Regions from separate parts of the Mus musculus genome. Here region 1 is linked to region 2. The links are chromatin loops, found by intact Hi-C in ENCODE. Cell type or tissue: left cerebral cortex. All regions are shown on one strand. Each heading gives the region's core, and the rest is flanking DNA. Links, peaks and the distances in the headings are about the cores only.

Region 1 (8,314 bases), core at 25-8,024, 320 kb after region 2:
GGGTCATAACACCTACTCAGCCTTAGGCAATTTGGCTAAGTGTTGTAATATTAGCAATAAATGAAATCTGCAGAAGACATGCACTCAATGGTAGTAGCATTCACAATACTAAGGATGGTTTTAAACTATAAGCCACATTCTCTGTTTCGGTCCCGTCCTCACTATAACCTGGTCAACCTCTTTGAATCTTGGGCCAGGCATGTGTGTAACTCAGTGAAGACCCCAGCTCCTTTTGTGGGATCACTAGCACTTTAAACTTTCAGCCACATCTTTATATGGTTCTGTTAAAAACAATAATATTTTGTGTGCAGAAAATTGGTATGTGGAAACCTGGGGCCACCACACTGTATGTTGCTATTGGTTATATGCTTTCTATTTTTTTTTTTATATAAAGACAGGTCCACCGTGTAGCCCAAGCTGACCTTGAACTCACAATCCTTGTGCACTTCCTGAGTGCTGGCGTTACAAGTACCACTATTACTGTTTATCTGTTTTGCCTTTTGTGGGGACCCAGCAGGTACCAGACATGCTTCTGCTCTGTCCCCCACTGTACCCTCTTCGACCTCTTTGAATCTTGGGCCAGGCATGTGTGCATTTTTGTGAAGACCCAGCTTCTTTTGAGGGTCAATAGCACTGTGTGGGTTAATGCACTAGGAGGGATTGTTGTGACTTCCAGTTTTCCTTGCTGTCTTAGTTAGGGTTTCCATTGCTATGAAGAGACACCATGACCAAGGCAACTCATATAAAGGACAGCATTTATTTGGGGCTGGTTTACAGGTTCTGAGGTTCAGTACATTAAACTTATGGTGGGAAGCATGGAAGCATCCAGGCAGGAGTGATGCTAGAGGAGCTGAGAGTTCTACATCTTGTCCCAAAGGCAAACAGGAGACTGTCTCTTCTGTACTGGGTGGAGCTTGAGCACAGAAGCACCTTCAAAGCGCACTCCAAGAGAGACACACTTCTTCCAACAAGGCCACACCCACTCCAGCAAGGCCATACCCACTCCAACAAGGCCATACCTCCTAATAGGGGCCAAGCATATTCAAACCACCACACTTTTACCTTACCACTCTTCCCCACAGTATGCTCTTCTGACCCAGCACTCATAGCTGCCAGCAGACAGAGGAAGTCCTTTTCAGTCAACTGTCTTTCGTGGTCCTTGATCAGTAGCCTTTCACCCATCACACCTCCCTTTGCAGACTTGTACTTACCAGCTTCTTCACACTGGTATATGGTCTAGCCTCTGCACAGAAGCCTTCTTCTGTGGCTCTGCCTTCCCCAGTCCTATCTTCCATAATATAAACGTAGAGGCTCTCAACAAAGCATTTTACAAATGTTTATATGTGTAATTTACAGTGCATGTCTGGTAAATAGGTCCATCGTTTGAATATGTTAAAACTAAGGCATAGAAAGATCCACTAACTTGCCCAGCATCACAGTGACTAGATGGAAGAGCTGGGATTTGAACCCTTGCTTCAGGATGGCCCCAGAATCTGTGCTTATAGATTCTGTACTCTGTAATTCCTGCTGGTCACGATTTCAAGGCTATCGGTATTGGTATTCAATGTTGGGAGAAAGCAATGTTAGGCTAAACTTGCTCCATAAAGGCAATGCTAATAGAATGGAACAGCTGAGTCAAAGTGTCCTGGTCCTGAGACTCCAGCAAATATGTGCATGGGAAAAAAAGGACAGATGGCCAAAGTCAAATAAATCCAAGGGCTGTAGAGAGCTAGATGTTCTCACACTGGGACATGATCAGTATGGGGGAGAGGAGACGTGGCCCCTGCAGATTCAGGGGTGGACATCCTGTGAGAGATCTATTCCTCTGACACAAAGATGTGGGTGGAAAAAGAAGAACTGGTCCTTGAGGTCTGACTGGGTGGACAGCTGTGTTAAAAGCGACCTTTCTGAACTGCCTTACGCTGGCCCTGTGTAGAGTCTGGGTGTGGGGGCTGTTTAAAACCTACAAGTGGTAGTTAAATGGATGTATGTGTTTCCTGCCACATCTATTCCCTTGAAAAGCCACCTTCCTGTATTATGTGGCTCCTTCAATCCTCAGATCCAGAGAGAAGCCTGTGGCCAGGCCCAGTCTTTGTGTACTAGCAAAAGGTGGGCTGGGGTTGAGTCTTTGGGGGACTCAAGGAGGCCATGTGACATGAGCAGAGCCAACTACAGCCACTAGCTGACCTCTTTTCCTCCATGACTCTGAGCTTTAAGCCCAATACAATTTAGATTCCCTGGAGGGAGCACATCTCCTGACCAATGAAGTTATATCTGCTCTTTTAAAAAGGATGGCCGCAAAACACAAAGAAAGACCCAAGCGGGGAGAATCCCAGTTGCACAGTTTGATTCCTGGATCCACCTTTTTTGGTGAGTTAGGTCTGTGATGTCCAATGTGATTGCCACCAATACACGTGGCTACTAGGCAAAATATCACCAGGTCTGTATCAATCAACTTTCTGTTGCTATGCTAAAATATCAACGTAGAGCGGTGGCTCTCAACCTTCCTAATGCTGCAACCCTTAACTCAGTTCCTCATGCTGTGGTGACCCCCAACCATAAAATTATTTCATTGCTACTTCGAAACTGTGACTTTGCTACTGTTATGAAACGTGATGTAAATACCTGGTGTACAGAATATCTGATTTGAGACTCTCAAGGACCCACAGGTTGGGAACCACTGACCGAGAGAATGAAAAGCACACTTCGGCTTATAGTTTCTATGCATAGTCAGTGGGCTCCATAACTTTTGTGGCAAGGTAGGATATTATGGTAGAGAGTTATGCTGGAGAGCAACTGTTCACATCATGGGAAGTGGGAGCTAGCTCATAATAGCTCTTCCAAGGGTGGGTCCCCAGTGTTCTAACTCACTTCTCTAGGGTCTGCCTCCTAAATGTACACCATCCTCTAATTGCAGTGGCCCATGGACTACATCTTTAACCTAGGACATTTGGGGGAAAACTGCATTTCTAAACTGCAGCGTAGCCCAAACTAAGATACTCTGTGTGCCATATTTAAACACAGCAGAAGACAAATCTCAACAGTCTTAAGATTTCAGTTACACACTGGACGTGAATCATGTGACATATGTTGGATTAAATAAATTACAAAAATTAATTTTACCTTGCTGTTTTAACTTTCAAAACTATGTGCCTACTGCCAATGCTTAAATGTGTGTGCATCACATTTCTACCAGATAAGGCTGTCTAGACTTCAGATGCAAGAGGCAATTAAGTTCCCTGTTTACTGATTCTGATTTGAGTTGAGCCTTTGCTACTTGCTAATAATAGAGTTAGGAAGGCACAGGAGTGGGATGCCTAGGCCCCTATACATTATACTACTATACATTACTGGGCTGAGGCTACAAAACGTTGAGTTCTCAAGGCATGTAGCATTTATACCTCTTATTTTTCATTTCTGAACCCTGGGCACAATTTTCCTAATGTCAGCTATCTATCTATCTATCTATCTATCTATCTATCTATCTATCTATCTATCTATCTATCTATCTATCTATCTATCTATCTATCTATCTATCTATCTATCTATCTATCTATCTACCTACCTACCTACCTACCTACCTACCTACCTACCTACCTACCTACCTACCTACCTACCTATCTATCTATCTATCTATCTATCTATCTATCTATCTATCTATCTATCTATCTATCTATCTATCTATCTATCTATCTATGTTTCCCCATTAGACCCAAAGATCCATTTATCCGGATGGCCCCTGCCTCTTGGTTTTCAATCAAAACAGATTTCTGAGCCAGGATGAACTCTGAGGTGCCCCTGTTGGGTGAAAGCTCACTTCACAGGTATGAAAACCAATTCACTACATACCTGTTGCAATATTCTTCTCCATGCCTTTTGACACTCTTCTCCAGGGATGGGGCAAAAGTTCTGTAGGCTGCTTGCCTGTGCTCCTAGGTCTCTTTTCATAATCCCTTGGGTGAGATGATCAGCTTGGTTGCACTGCCCCCTTGTGGCGTCAGCAAATTGTAACCAGCTGCTCGGGTTTGGTGGGATCTAAGAAAATGGTGCAATCAAGAAACAGAGAACTTACATTGGTTTTATTTTTCTGTGCCTATATGTTTAAATACAATTGATCTTTTACTTGGCAAAGTTAAAATTTGGAGGGAAAAAGTATAGAATTAGCTTAATAGGAGTGTTTTTCAAGGTTAAGAGCAAAGGGGAACTGATGGAGAGTAAGAAGCAAAGACTGACCCCAAGTGAGGCAGCGAAAGAAACGAAATCTTAAAGGAGGAGCAAGGGCAGCTGTAGTGGGAAGTGCACAAGCATGAAGGAAACGGGACCTTTAGACAGAGCAGCAATCGCTGTGGAGCAAGTCCGCCTCCGGTCAGGGCAGGACTTCTGTTGGGTAATAACTCTGTAAAAGGGTCTTCTTTGTTACATCGTGAAAGGGGCACAGGGAAGTTACAGCTAAGACCCCAAGAGAGTTTCTCGGGCAGGAAAGATGGATGGGTCCAAACAGAAACCTCATGCAAATCACTCAGACTCAGCTCCTAAGGGGTGTCTCAGCCTCCAGTGGAAGGCATGTTGGAAGCTAGGTCACAGACAGAATATTTGGGCATAGAACCCAATGACAGTGTAAGGTCATCCTTCAGGTAGGTAAACCTGATGAGACAAAAATGTCAAAGACCAGACCACTTTGAGGGGTCTTTTGGTGAGGCCATCCTTCTTGGCTACGGAAGAGTGCTGTTGATGAGACCTCACCTCACTCTGACCTTTGCTTTATGTGTCCTGGGAGAGAGAGATTGCTGCTATCTTTCCTTAGACTTCCTTCCCTTCAGATTAGGGCTCCACCCCAATGAGTTCCTGTCACCTTAATCATCTCTTCAAAGTTCTTTTTTATTAGATATTTTCTTTATTTACATTTCAAATGTTATCCCCTTTCCTTGTTTCCCCTCTAAAAACCCCCTATCCCATCCCCCCCGCCCTCCTGCTCACCAACCCACCCACTCCTGCTTCTCAGTCCTGGCATTCCCCTATACTGTGGCATCAAACTTTCACAGGACCAAGGGCCTCTCCTCCCACTGATGTCTGACAAGGCCATCCTCTGCAATGTATGCAGCTGGAGCTATGGGTCCCTCTATGTGTACTGTTTGGTTGATGGTTTAGTCCCTGAGAGCTCTGGGGGTACTGGTTAGTTTATATTGTTGTTCCTTCTATGGGGATGCAAACCCCTTCAGCTCCTTGTGTCTTTTCTCTAGCTCCTCCATTGGGGCTCCTATGCTCAGTCCAATGGTTGGCTGAGAGCATCCACCTCTGTATTTGTCAGGCACTGACAGAGCCTCTCAGGAGACAGCTATATCAGGCTCCTGCCAGTAAGTACTTGTTGGCATCCACAATAGTGTCTGGGTTTGGGAAGTGTATATGGGATGGATCCCCAGGTGGAACAGTCTCTGGATGGCCTTTCCTTCAGTCTCTGCTCCATATTTTGTCTCTGTATATCCTCCCACAGGAATTTTTGCCCCCGCATCTAAGAAAGACTGAAGTATCCACACTTTGGACTTTCTTCTTCTTGAGCTTCATGTGGTCTGTGAATTGTGTCTTGGGTATTTCGAGCTTTTGGGGTAATATCCACTTATCAGTGAGTATATACCATGTGTGTTCTTTTGTTATTGGGTTACCTTACTCAGGATGATATTTTCTAGTTTCATCCATTTGCCTAGGAATTTCATGAAGTCATTGTTTTTAATAGCTGAGTAGTACTCCATTGTGTAAATGTATCACATTTTCTGTATCCATTCCTCTATTGAGGGACATCTGGGTTCTTTCCCATCTGGCTATTATAAATAAGGCTGCTATAAACATAGTGGAACACGTGTCCTTATTACATGTTGGAGCATCTTCTGGGTATATGCCCAGGAGTGGTATAGCTGGGTCCTTAGGTAGTACTATGTCCAGTTTTCTGAGGAACCATCAAATTGGTTTTCAGAATGGTTGTACCAGCTAGCCATTCCACCAGCAATGGAGGAGTGTTCCTCTTTCTCCACATCCTTGCCAGCATCTGCTGTCACATGAGATTTTGATCTTAGCCATTATGACTGGTGTGAGGTGGAATCTCAGGGTTGTTTTGATTTGCATTTCCCTGATGACTAAGGATGTTGAACATTTCTTTAGGTGCTTCTCAGCCATTCTGTATTCCTCAGTTGAGAATTCTTTGTTTAGCTCTGTGCCCCATTTTAAAATAGGGTTACTCTGTTCTCTTCTTCAAAGTTCTATCTTCAAATACATCACATGGCAGGAGGGGCATCAGTATAGGAACTTGAGGGACATATTTTAGTTCAAGGAGCGAAGTTGGAATGCTGAGATTTGTGTGGTGAGAAATGCAATTTGCAGGCATGGCCAAGGGCAGCAAGGCAGAGGAAGGAGAACAGAGTCATAGGTGGGAAGAGACAACTCAGGGACAAGGTCAGTCCACTAGAGTGACGTTCAGATGCTCAGATCATGACGGTGACCCACTAGAGAACTCTGCTGTGAACCAATCGGGCTCTAGAGTTTTCTCTCTGGAAGATCAGGGCTCTAGAATTATCACTAGCAGGAGTTTGGCTTCATTTTTAAGTATAATCATCTATGCCTTTTTACTTTCAGGGTTGTGAGGCACAGGAGGTCTCTAGAGTTGAGGATAAATGGTCCAGAGGGAGTGAGAGCTCTCGGCTGGTAGTTATGTGACCATTGGCTGAGGGAACACACACATGCGCACACACACATGTCTGCACGCAAAGATGCACACACACACATGTACACATGTACACATACACACACACTCACACACAATAGAAACCTGAAGGTGCCTTCCACAGTAGAGAAACTTTATCACCTGAGTTCCCAGTTGGTAACTATTTATCCTTATGCCGAGTGACATTTTCCCATTTATGGCTCTGAGGGGAAATGTAGTTCTTGGTTACTGCCCCTAAACCAAAGACTGAATTTTAGCAACCTGAGATTTATTCCCTGACTTGCACTCCCAGGGCCTAGGACTCATATGATTTTCCACTGTAATCCACAAGGGGGCGATGCACTCTGAGAAAGGATTAACTCTAGAGCACCCAGCCTACAGCACCTCCTAGCTAGGGAGGCGGAGTGCAATGGGGCTGAATGAAAACCAGCGTGTTTACCTCTCCGTGAGGGATGGAAGAAGGGAAATGGAAGGTGAGAAGGCGCCCATGCTCAGAAGAGCCTGGGACTTTCTTCAGTTGGAGCAGGGGAGTTAAAAAAAAAGTGGCTGCTGTAAGTTCAAATATCCAGAAGATCCTGCCTAAGCCAGTGAGAGAGCAGACACCTTTGGCTACTTTCAGAGCTCTCTGACCACAAACCAGGGCCCACTTTTAGTGGAGAGACATAGCCACTTGTGTGAGTTGGAGCCAAAGCGGGAGGTGATAGTTTTCAGAGTACCCCACATTCTTTGTAAAGTCGCTCCCTGGTAGCCCTGAAGGCTGGCCCTTCCCTCCTTTCAGGGGCACACCTATGAATGTGTGACAAGGTATGGTTGGGAGCACAAGAGGAAAAGTCCTCTGAGTGTGTCCAGAGGTCAAGAGGCACCGGGATTCTGGACCATTGGGTACGAGAGACTGCCATCCGTTGAGAGATTTAGATACAGGGGGCGCCTGCGCTGAGCATGTAGGAGAGCCAGCCTGGATGTGAGGCTCTGCTGCCGAGAATGTAAAGTAAAGCAAAAACATATTCTGCTTAAGTGGTCACGGGCTCAGAGAAAGAGCTAAGGCCCACCCCACTCCCATCGGGATCATCTGCTCCCTTCTCCCATTACCACATCTATGGCTCTGGTCATTTGTTTAAGCTGGGATAGACGCAGAAGCACAGTGCTTTTGCAGAGAATGCTATTCCTTTGCACGGTTTATCACAAACCAGACAGTGCTTATGATAACTATCCGAGTGTGCTCGGAGTTCTAAGGTTACTGTGACCCAGGGCCGCTCTCCACGTGACACAACTTGTTAGGAGCTTGGCAGCCAGTACCAGGTCCTGACACTGTGGCTGGTGCCTCAGTAGACTCTTGCTCCAGAAGACCTGCAGCACAAATGGCTCTGCTTTTTATCTTAGGATCGCAGCCACCTCGGAGACTCGGCTGACCTTTTGTTGCTCATCGAGATGATAGCGAGAGGAGCAATTTGTCAGAGCCCGCTTGAGGAACTAAATTCGCTCCGAGTTTTGCAAAGTTCAAGTCTCTTTCTACTTTAGGGCAGCCACTGGCATTTTTAACACTCCCACTGCCCCCCGCCCTCGTAAAAGACCAAAGAAAAACCATTTTAGCTCCGTGGGCCC
Region 2 (8,314 bases), core at 192-8,191:
GCCCAGGTTGCTGCTCCGAGGTGGACCTGGGTTCTAGATCAGACACTGCGACTTTTTGCCCCAGGATCTGATTGGGCAAATTTTCTAACCTTGCTGAGCCGGGGTGTTCTCATTTTTAGTAAGGATGGTGGGAATACCTCGTAGAGTTGGTATGAGTATTATAAAAGAGTTTGGAAAGGCCTTCGCATTAGTCTATACCTACACAGGTCCTACATACACAGATGAGTGCTTTTTAAATTTTGTTTGTGTTTTGTTGTTGTTGTTGTTGTTCTTGTTTGTTTGTTTCCTTTACTCAGTGAATCTTCTGCTTCTTGCAGCTCATCTAGTTTGCATGTGTGTCTTCTCCCCCTGCCCCGCCCAGTCCCATAGGAGCCAGTTCGTAAGCTTTAAGCATTTTAATTTTTATTCATTTATTTATACCTTCCTCAGTTCCAATGCAAGTTTAGATAATACACTTTATATTTAAGTGGCTAGAACCTAGTGGGATTTTCAGAAAGGATAAGAGAGTCCCTTCACAGAGCAGAGTCCTGACAGGAAGGAGAATGCCTTTCCTAGGTGTTTTGGGAGTGGCTTTGGTCATAGCTTCTTTTCTTTTTTTTCCCTTTCTTTTTGGTTTTTCGAGACAGGGCTTTTCCGTGTAGCCCTGGCTGTCCTGGAACTCACTCTGCAGACCAGGCTGGCCTCAAACTCAGAAATCTGCCTGCCTCTGCCTCCTGAGTGCTGGGATTAAAGGCGTGTGCCATCATGCCCGGCGTCATCTGAGAACATTTTCAATTGGGCTGGTATTCCTGCTGTTTCTCATTATGCCTCTTGGATGCATATACACACACACCACACATACACACACACATTCACAAAGCTGTAGAGTAGTTTGGGGGCAGTGGTACCAGTTAACCAAAATCACATTTGAAAAAAAAAAGTTTAAATGTTCTGAGTTTTCAATGGTTTCTACACAAGTATTGATCCCTTCATACGGAACCTAAACGAAGCTAGTCAAATATACACAGTCTGATATGCTTGTGACTTTTCCAAAGATGTATGTGTGTATATGTGTGTATATGTGTGTATATGTGTGTGTGGGTGCATGTGTGTGTACATATCAGTATTCACGTCTGTGTCTCTATGTTTTGCATATTCATTTGATTTTTATAGGAGTCCTTTCTATTTTTAAAATATCTACAGATTTGGACTCTAATATTACACGTTAGGCAGAGCTTCTATAATTTGGGATCTTCTTATAGGTATTGTAAAATCCTTTCTGAGATAAGATTGCCCCCCACAGTCTCAGTGCCAATATTCTGTCCTATTTTCAAACTAGAGGGTGTATTCTACTTTCTCCCTTAGAAAATACAGCCTGTGTTAAGTTGAATTATACTCTTCCAAAATTGCTGAACTCCTAACCTCTAGTAATTCAGAATGTGACTTTATTTGAAATAGAATGGTCATGGTGCAGTCCAGAGTCAGTTAACTGGAACAGGTCTGATCCAGTATGTCAGGCATGCTTATAGAAGCAGGAAGTTTGTATGCAGGAAAGATGCCATGTAGGGATGTAAGTAATTAGAATGATGCTTCAGCAGGGCAACTGTGATGGTTTGAATAAGAATGGGCTCCACAGGCTAATATATTTGAGTGTTTAGTCAGCAAGGAGTGGTGCTATTTGAAAGGATTAGAATGATTAAGAGGTGTGGGCAGGCTTATTAGAGGAAGAGTGTCATTGGGGATGGACTTTGGGGTTTCACAAGCCTACACCAGGCCCAGCCCCCCTCCCCCCGCCCACCCCCCTTCTCTCTCTCTCTCTCTCTCTCTCTCTCTCTCTCTCTCTCTCTCTCTCACACACACACACACACACACACACACACACACACTACAGATCAGGATGTAGCTCTCAATTGCTTCTCCAGCACCACACCTGCCATTCCTGCTGCCACACTCCCTGCCATGATGGTAAATGACTAAGCTTCTGAGACTGCAAGCAAGCCCCCAAATAAATGATTTCTTTCATAAGAATTGCCTTTGTCACGGTGTCTCTTGACAGCAGTAGAACAGTGATGGAGACAGCAAAGAGCATTGAAGATGGCCAGAAAGCCACCAGAAACTTGAGAAGAGTGTGAGACAGAGCGAATCCTCATAAGGGCACCTTAACCTTAGATTTCTAGAATCTGCAGTGGTAGGACAACGTAGTGTTTTTGTTTAAACTCAGTTTGCCGTGCTTTGTTATGGAAGCTCTCTCCTGGTGCAGTCTCCAGGCAGTATCTATAGCTGCAGCTGGGATGATAGCTAAACAACTGTACACAAACATTCGTCTTAGCAAGCAGCTCCAGGGTGGTCAAGGAGGACTTCTGTAAATAGACAGAGGTCCCTGTGGTTGTAGGAGACAGTGGGCTGTGGGAAGTCAAGGACCGTTTCACATACTGTGCTCCCCTTTAATCCACAGGAAGATGCTTCAAGATCTCAATGGAGACTTAAAACTGCAGGACTTGTCACACTGTATCAAACCTTTCATACAATGTCGTTTTCTGTATATGCATACCCAGGTGCAGATTCAGTTTATAAATTAGGAACGGTAAGATAACACCAAATACATTCTAGAATAGAACATTTTTGTAACAATAATATTGCACATTCCTATCTAGTATTTTTAAGACGTCAGTGACTGCGGGTACCTGCAACAAAGGGAACTATCACATTTTGAAGGACACCAAGGTGTTTGTTTGGGAACCAGAGAAAGGGAGGCTCTGCAGAGCCCCTGGAACAGCCCAGTGCCTCCTTCTGACTCCCTGAGTCACCATAGGCTTCCACTTCTCCGTGACAGATTTGGTGAGTTATCTTCTTCCTCTATCTCAGGGCCTGAACACAGATTTTTGGAAGTCTGTGAAATGTATTTGTATTTCGTATTTATTCATTGATTGGACTGGCCTGTCAATACATTCACAGACCATTACGGTTTATACATATATAAGGCTTATATAGTGAAGGTTCTTATGTAGAGAAGAAGTGTCACTGGCTGGTGACACTACTGAGAGGTGATTGGATCAGCAGGCTTGTAACTTCATCAATCCATTGTTCATTGGTGTTCACCATTACTTGGTGAATCCATTGTTAAACACGTGATTAGTGGTGAGGCCTATCTGGAAAATGACTACTAGAAGCAAGCCTTTGAAAGTCATCCCTGCCCCAGGCTTGCCCACTCCCCAATCTGCTTGGAATAAAGTGAGCAGCTTGACTTTAATCGTACCCTTCCACCATGACGTCCCTGTCTTACCTCAGCATACATTCAGCGAAGCCGGCAGACCATGAACTTACGCCTCTATAATTTGGGTGGACGGGACACACCTTTCTTTAAGATAACTTTCTCCGATGTTTGTCACAGCAACAGAACACTGACAAACACAGTGGAGCGCATTCCCTATGTCTACCTTGGGATTGATGTGGACATGTGGAGTTTGGAAGACAGCATCATCCCTCCACTGGTGGGATGTGCAGCATACTGTGAGATTGATGGCAAGCTGGATGTACCAAAGTCCCAAAGTCAGAGTGTCTGGTGCGTAGCAGTAAATTATTAAACCGCACTGAGCTCCCGGTGGTGGTGGTGGTGGTCACGCTTCTCGCTACCCACCAGAGTTCTCTGGATTCTCGAATTAAAAGACACACACTCGCAACCTTTATGTTTTGATATGCTTTAACTAGCTCAGTGAACCTCCACGTGGTTAACACACTCCCCTTGGTTGCAAGGCAAGAATTCTAAAGATATACTCAGGGGCGTATGAGACCAGGGTTTGCTCAAGTCTGTACAGGATATGGGCGAGACTGCTGGCAAATCTTGCTTGTGTGGAGGGAGGAACTAGATAGGATTCGATAATGTGTTACAGAGTTGAGTCCAGACTAGGTCCTGTAGCGCGGGGTCAGCTAAACCTGGGTGGTGAGGAGGAAGGCAAGAAGGTGTGGGGCAATAGTAGCTTCTTCATAGCTCCTCCCCACTTGCCTCAGTGAGACAGGAGGCAGGAAGCACACCCTGGCTCAGTATCTCAGCCCAGGAGAGAGGCTGCTTGGAATCTCATCTTTACCTCTCGTCACTTGCTTTAGTCCCACAATCATAGATGGTTTGCTGAGGGAATCCATCTATATTAATACTGCCTGTTTGCATGTCCATGAGTAGCTGTAGAGTTAAGAGGTGATGTAATTTTACCCTGTATTCCTAGAAATTATCTGTAAGATCACCATCCCAGAGTTTATTTGTGTAGTCTTAAACTATATACAATATTTCGGCCTTTCAGGAATTTGGCTTGAGTTCTTAAAATTCCCCAGACCTCCAGAAGGGGGAAATCTCAGTCAACACTAACATTTGAGATGTGGGTTTGCCATCTAGTGGGCATCTTTGAATCTGTATTTGTTATAAATACACGTGTAGCATACACATGTTTACACAGAGCCATCTGCACACCCACCCCAGAGTTTCCATGAAGTTATTTATCTTCCTTTCTCATCTTTAACGTTTATAGTCCAAGCAGGGTTGCAGATGCAGCCTTCTTGGCAAAGCGTCTCGTGTCTCCCTTTTATGTGCGCTAAGGGTAGAGGAAGGTTTTATAGTGTGTGTGTTCGCACATACAGTGGAGAGCATCGGAGCTCCACGGGGGCTCATTTGAACTTTCTGTACTTCTCCGTGTGTACCTTTCATGCTCCACTTGGGAATTACTGAGCCAGAACAGAACACCAAGAGACACGTCACACCACACAGGCATTGAGTCTGCCCCGCGGTAGATACTCAGTAAACATTCGTTTCCTTCCTTTTCACCCACGCCCACTCCCATTCCCATAAAAGCTGTATTCCAAATGTTCCAAATTCAAATATTCCAAACTCACAGTTTCAGTGTGCATTTGGTATGAGAGACACCGCTATCAGTGTAGCTCTACTACGGAGGCGGGGGCACTTAGTTCTGAGAACGAAAAGACGAATAAAACCTACTTTAGGATGTCCAGAGCAGGAAACAAGGGTTTTGCTAGAGATCTCAAAACCAGCAGGATAAATCTCAGGCATTTAGGGTAGGTTTTTAAATTTCAAGTTAGACTTTCCCTTGGAAGGACTATCACATCATACTGGCTTTCCCCAACAAGGAGTAGGGGAAAGATTGATCATCTCCCATATGGCGTGAGGTATTGAGAGACAGTCGGAGAGGGGATTTTAAGCAATTTTGTTCTGTCTAACGAAATGAATCCTCCTTTGATGTTTCCGTGGTACGGAGATGAAGATTTAAATTGCCTTTCTGTTATTTTTGGATGTGGTTTAGTGTTTCTTTGGAAAACGCCGTGTAGAGTCAGACTGTGAAGTGGCAGAGCTTTGTCTGGAAAGGATAAATGTACAGACCATAAAACTTTTAAAAATAGACATATTAAACTTTCCCCATGTGTCTTAAATCTAAAATTAAGCAACAGGAAAATGATAAAACCAAACAAGGGGCATTTATTTTTAAAAGCAATACATATGTTTGGCTAAAGAATTCGGAAAGTACAAAATACCATCAAATAGGGCTGGAGAGATGGCTCAGCCGTTAAAGGCTAGGCTCACAACCAAAATACCATCAAGTAGTAAAGGGGACATTTTTTCTTGTTCAGAGGTCCTTTTCAGTTCCTTGGGTGATTAGCCTTGCGGTTGTAATGCCTGTGCAGGCATCGCTGACGTCAGTTTCCTGGTGGAACTGCCTCACTGTCTGTTAACTCCCCGCTGTGAATGACAGGAACTTCAGCCTCTGATAATGCCTTTCCATTTCCTCTTCGCCATGTGTGTTTTTATTTTATTTATTTTTATTATTTTTTTTTATTTTGAGATAGGGTCTCACAATGTCGCTCTGGTTGGCCTGGAATTTGCTATGTAAACCAAGCTGGCTTTGAACTCAGAGAGAGCCACCTGGCTTTCAAGTGCTGGGATTAAAGGTGTGTGTGCCACCGTGTCTGGCAATTTTAAATTCCTGTTTGGTCAATATTAGTGGGGGGTTTGTTAATGCTCTGCTGCTACATAGGACACCTACATAGAAAGAAAAGAGGTTTGCTTCAGTTTATAGTTCTAGAGGGAGTGGGGGATCCAAGATCTAGAGTTCTGGGTTATTGATACTAGAATATTTCATCTCTGGCTGTAACTGTGGATGGGCCCATTTCTTAGCACATATCTCACAGGATTTTTAAAAAACTGTGTATGCACTGAGGGTCTGTTATTGGTTTATTAATATTTTAGATTTTTTACCCTTAAGAGCTGACTCATCTTTTACTGGTATAAAACAATCTATTTATCCTTATATTAAGGATAATAAGGTAATAATCTTCACTTTGAGGTATTTTGTTTGTTTTTGCTTGATTTTGAAGACAACAGCAAAAACTGGCCTTTCATTTTCTTTCTTCCTTTCTGTGTCTGTGTCTATGTATATGTGGTGCTCTCTCTCCCTCCCTCCTTTCTTCCTTGCCACCCTTCCTCCCTCGCCACCCTTCCTCCCTCTTTCTCTCTCTCCCTTCACCGCCCCATCTAAAGATTGAATCCAGGGACTTGAGTATGCTAGACACACACTCTGCTGTTGATCTATAGTTCCTGTTTCATTCTAAAAACTTATAATTACATTTCATTTCTTTGTATGTGGATGGCAGTGATGGCATGTGTTGGGGAAAAGGGCATGGCACCTATGCAGAAGCCAGAGGACAACTTTCAGAAACATTTTTAAAATCAATTCTTTAGCACTTTCACACAATATATTTTGATAATATTCATCCCCTATGTGGGGGCCCTAGATCAATGTTTCTCAACCTGTGGGTCTCGACCCCTTGGAGGTCAAAGGACCCTTTCACAGGATCACCTAAGGCCATTGGAAAGTGCTGATAATTACATTAACACCCATAACAGTAGCAAAATTACAGCTATGAAGCAGCAACAGAATGGTTAGGGGTCTGCAAAACACGAGGAACTGTATTAAAGGGTCACAGCATTAGGTAGGTGAGAACCTCTGCTCTAGGGGCTGTCACATGGTCAACTGCGCATGGCTCCAGACTCTTAAGTAAAACTACCTTTCTTCCCCTAGATGCTACCAGGTGTTGATAGTTTCTTGATGAGTGGTGGGAGCTCATGAGCCCTTCTGCTTCCTTGCTATGTTGACTGGTTTGGTCCTGTGTGGGCTTTGGGTGGATAACCACATAAGTTCATGAGTGCAGACAGAGGTCCTGTCATGTCCAGAGGACAGTGGTCTGCGCTTGTTCTCTCAAACTTCTGACTCTTACAGTCTTTCTCCTCCATCTTCAGTGATGGTCCCCGAGCCTTGGGAGTGGATTCATGATTTAGGGTCCCATTATTTTCTGCACTTCGATCACGAAAGGCAGTTTTTATTCAAATACATTTCCAATGTATCTGGGTACAAAGTATGGAGATACAGATCTGGTCTGAACTGGTTTTGGGTTCATTCACAATTAAGCAAAATTGTGTCCTCGAGTGAACTTTTAGGGGAGAATCTCCTAATTACCATCCGATACCTATGCATATATCTGTGCATATACCTACACATATACCTACACATACACCTATGCATACTCAGGCATGCCTATGATTAAAATCAGACGACTTATGGGACGGGGAGCATACCACAGAAAACTCATTACATAACCTAATCTATCAGTAAGAGGAGAGAATAATTCTCACTATACCCCTTAATAACTAAAGTTTTACTGAGCTCCATAAAAGGAAGCCAGCCCCACACATAAACAGGAGTTCTTCAGTACCTGGGCTCATGTGGCCACTGGTCTCTTGCACTGTCTTCTGACCTTTTCTATCACTTCACATTAAGTATAGCTTCCTTGCTACTTTTGCAAACTTGTGTGTGCTTTGATTTCAATTCTTTGAATAAAAGGCCAAGAACTTGGCAATCCCAGGGACCTGACCCAACTACTGGTAGCAATTTTGTCATTTTAGTGGCTGTTCGAAAGCTTATATTATGATATATCATATCTTAAAGTATTACATATGTATAGTGTAGGAATTTTGCTATGTACTATATAGCATGAGAGTCTTACAATAGGGGCTGAAAAAGATGGTTTTGCGGATAACAGCATTCAACAGTTTGGCAGAAGATTCAACTTTGGTTTCCAGAACTCACAACCTGCAGCTCACAACCACCTGTAATTCCATTGCCAGATCAGATGCCCTCTCCTGACCTTTGAGGGCACCAGGGATGCAATGTGTGCACATGCATGTATGCAGGCAAAACATTCATACATGTAAAATAAAATTGAAAAAGAACCTTATAAGAATATCTTTACATTTCTCTCCTCTGACCTGTTATTGTCA

Evidence for each region. Hi-C counts contacts between places; a loop is a spot of excess contacts. Peaks named below come from ENCODE experiments on the same cell type or tissue, not always from the same donor. Only the 100,000 strongest peaks of a DNase experiment are listed, where the experiment ranks them.
Region 1: it touches region 2 in a loop (3-fold over the local background); 5 of 42 quality-filtered maps call a loop at or near these places.

What each region holds. Positions count from the first base shown.
Region 1 is chr16:39,049,179-39,057,492 of GRCm38, forward strand. No RefSeq gene overlaps it. Among named protein-coding and RNA genes, the nearest start is that of Gm36585, 63 kb to the right of the region's middle. In left cerebral cortex, for the core only: CTCF peaks have their summits at 4,000 (motif pointing left) and 7,039 (motif pointing right); DNase peaks (open chromatin) are centred at 3,984 and 7,050.
Region 2 is chr16:38,725,433-38,733,746 of GRCm38, forward strand. No RefSeq gene overlaps it. Among named protein-coding and RNA genes, the nearest start is that of B4galt4, 13 kb to the right of the region's middle. In left cerebral cortex, for the core only: a CTCF peak has its summit at 4,341; DNase peaks (open chromatin) are centred at 3,756, 4,388, 4,753 and 5,670; H3K4me3 peaks cover 605 bases; H3K27ac peaks cover 803 bases.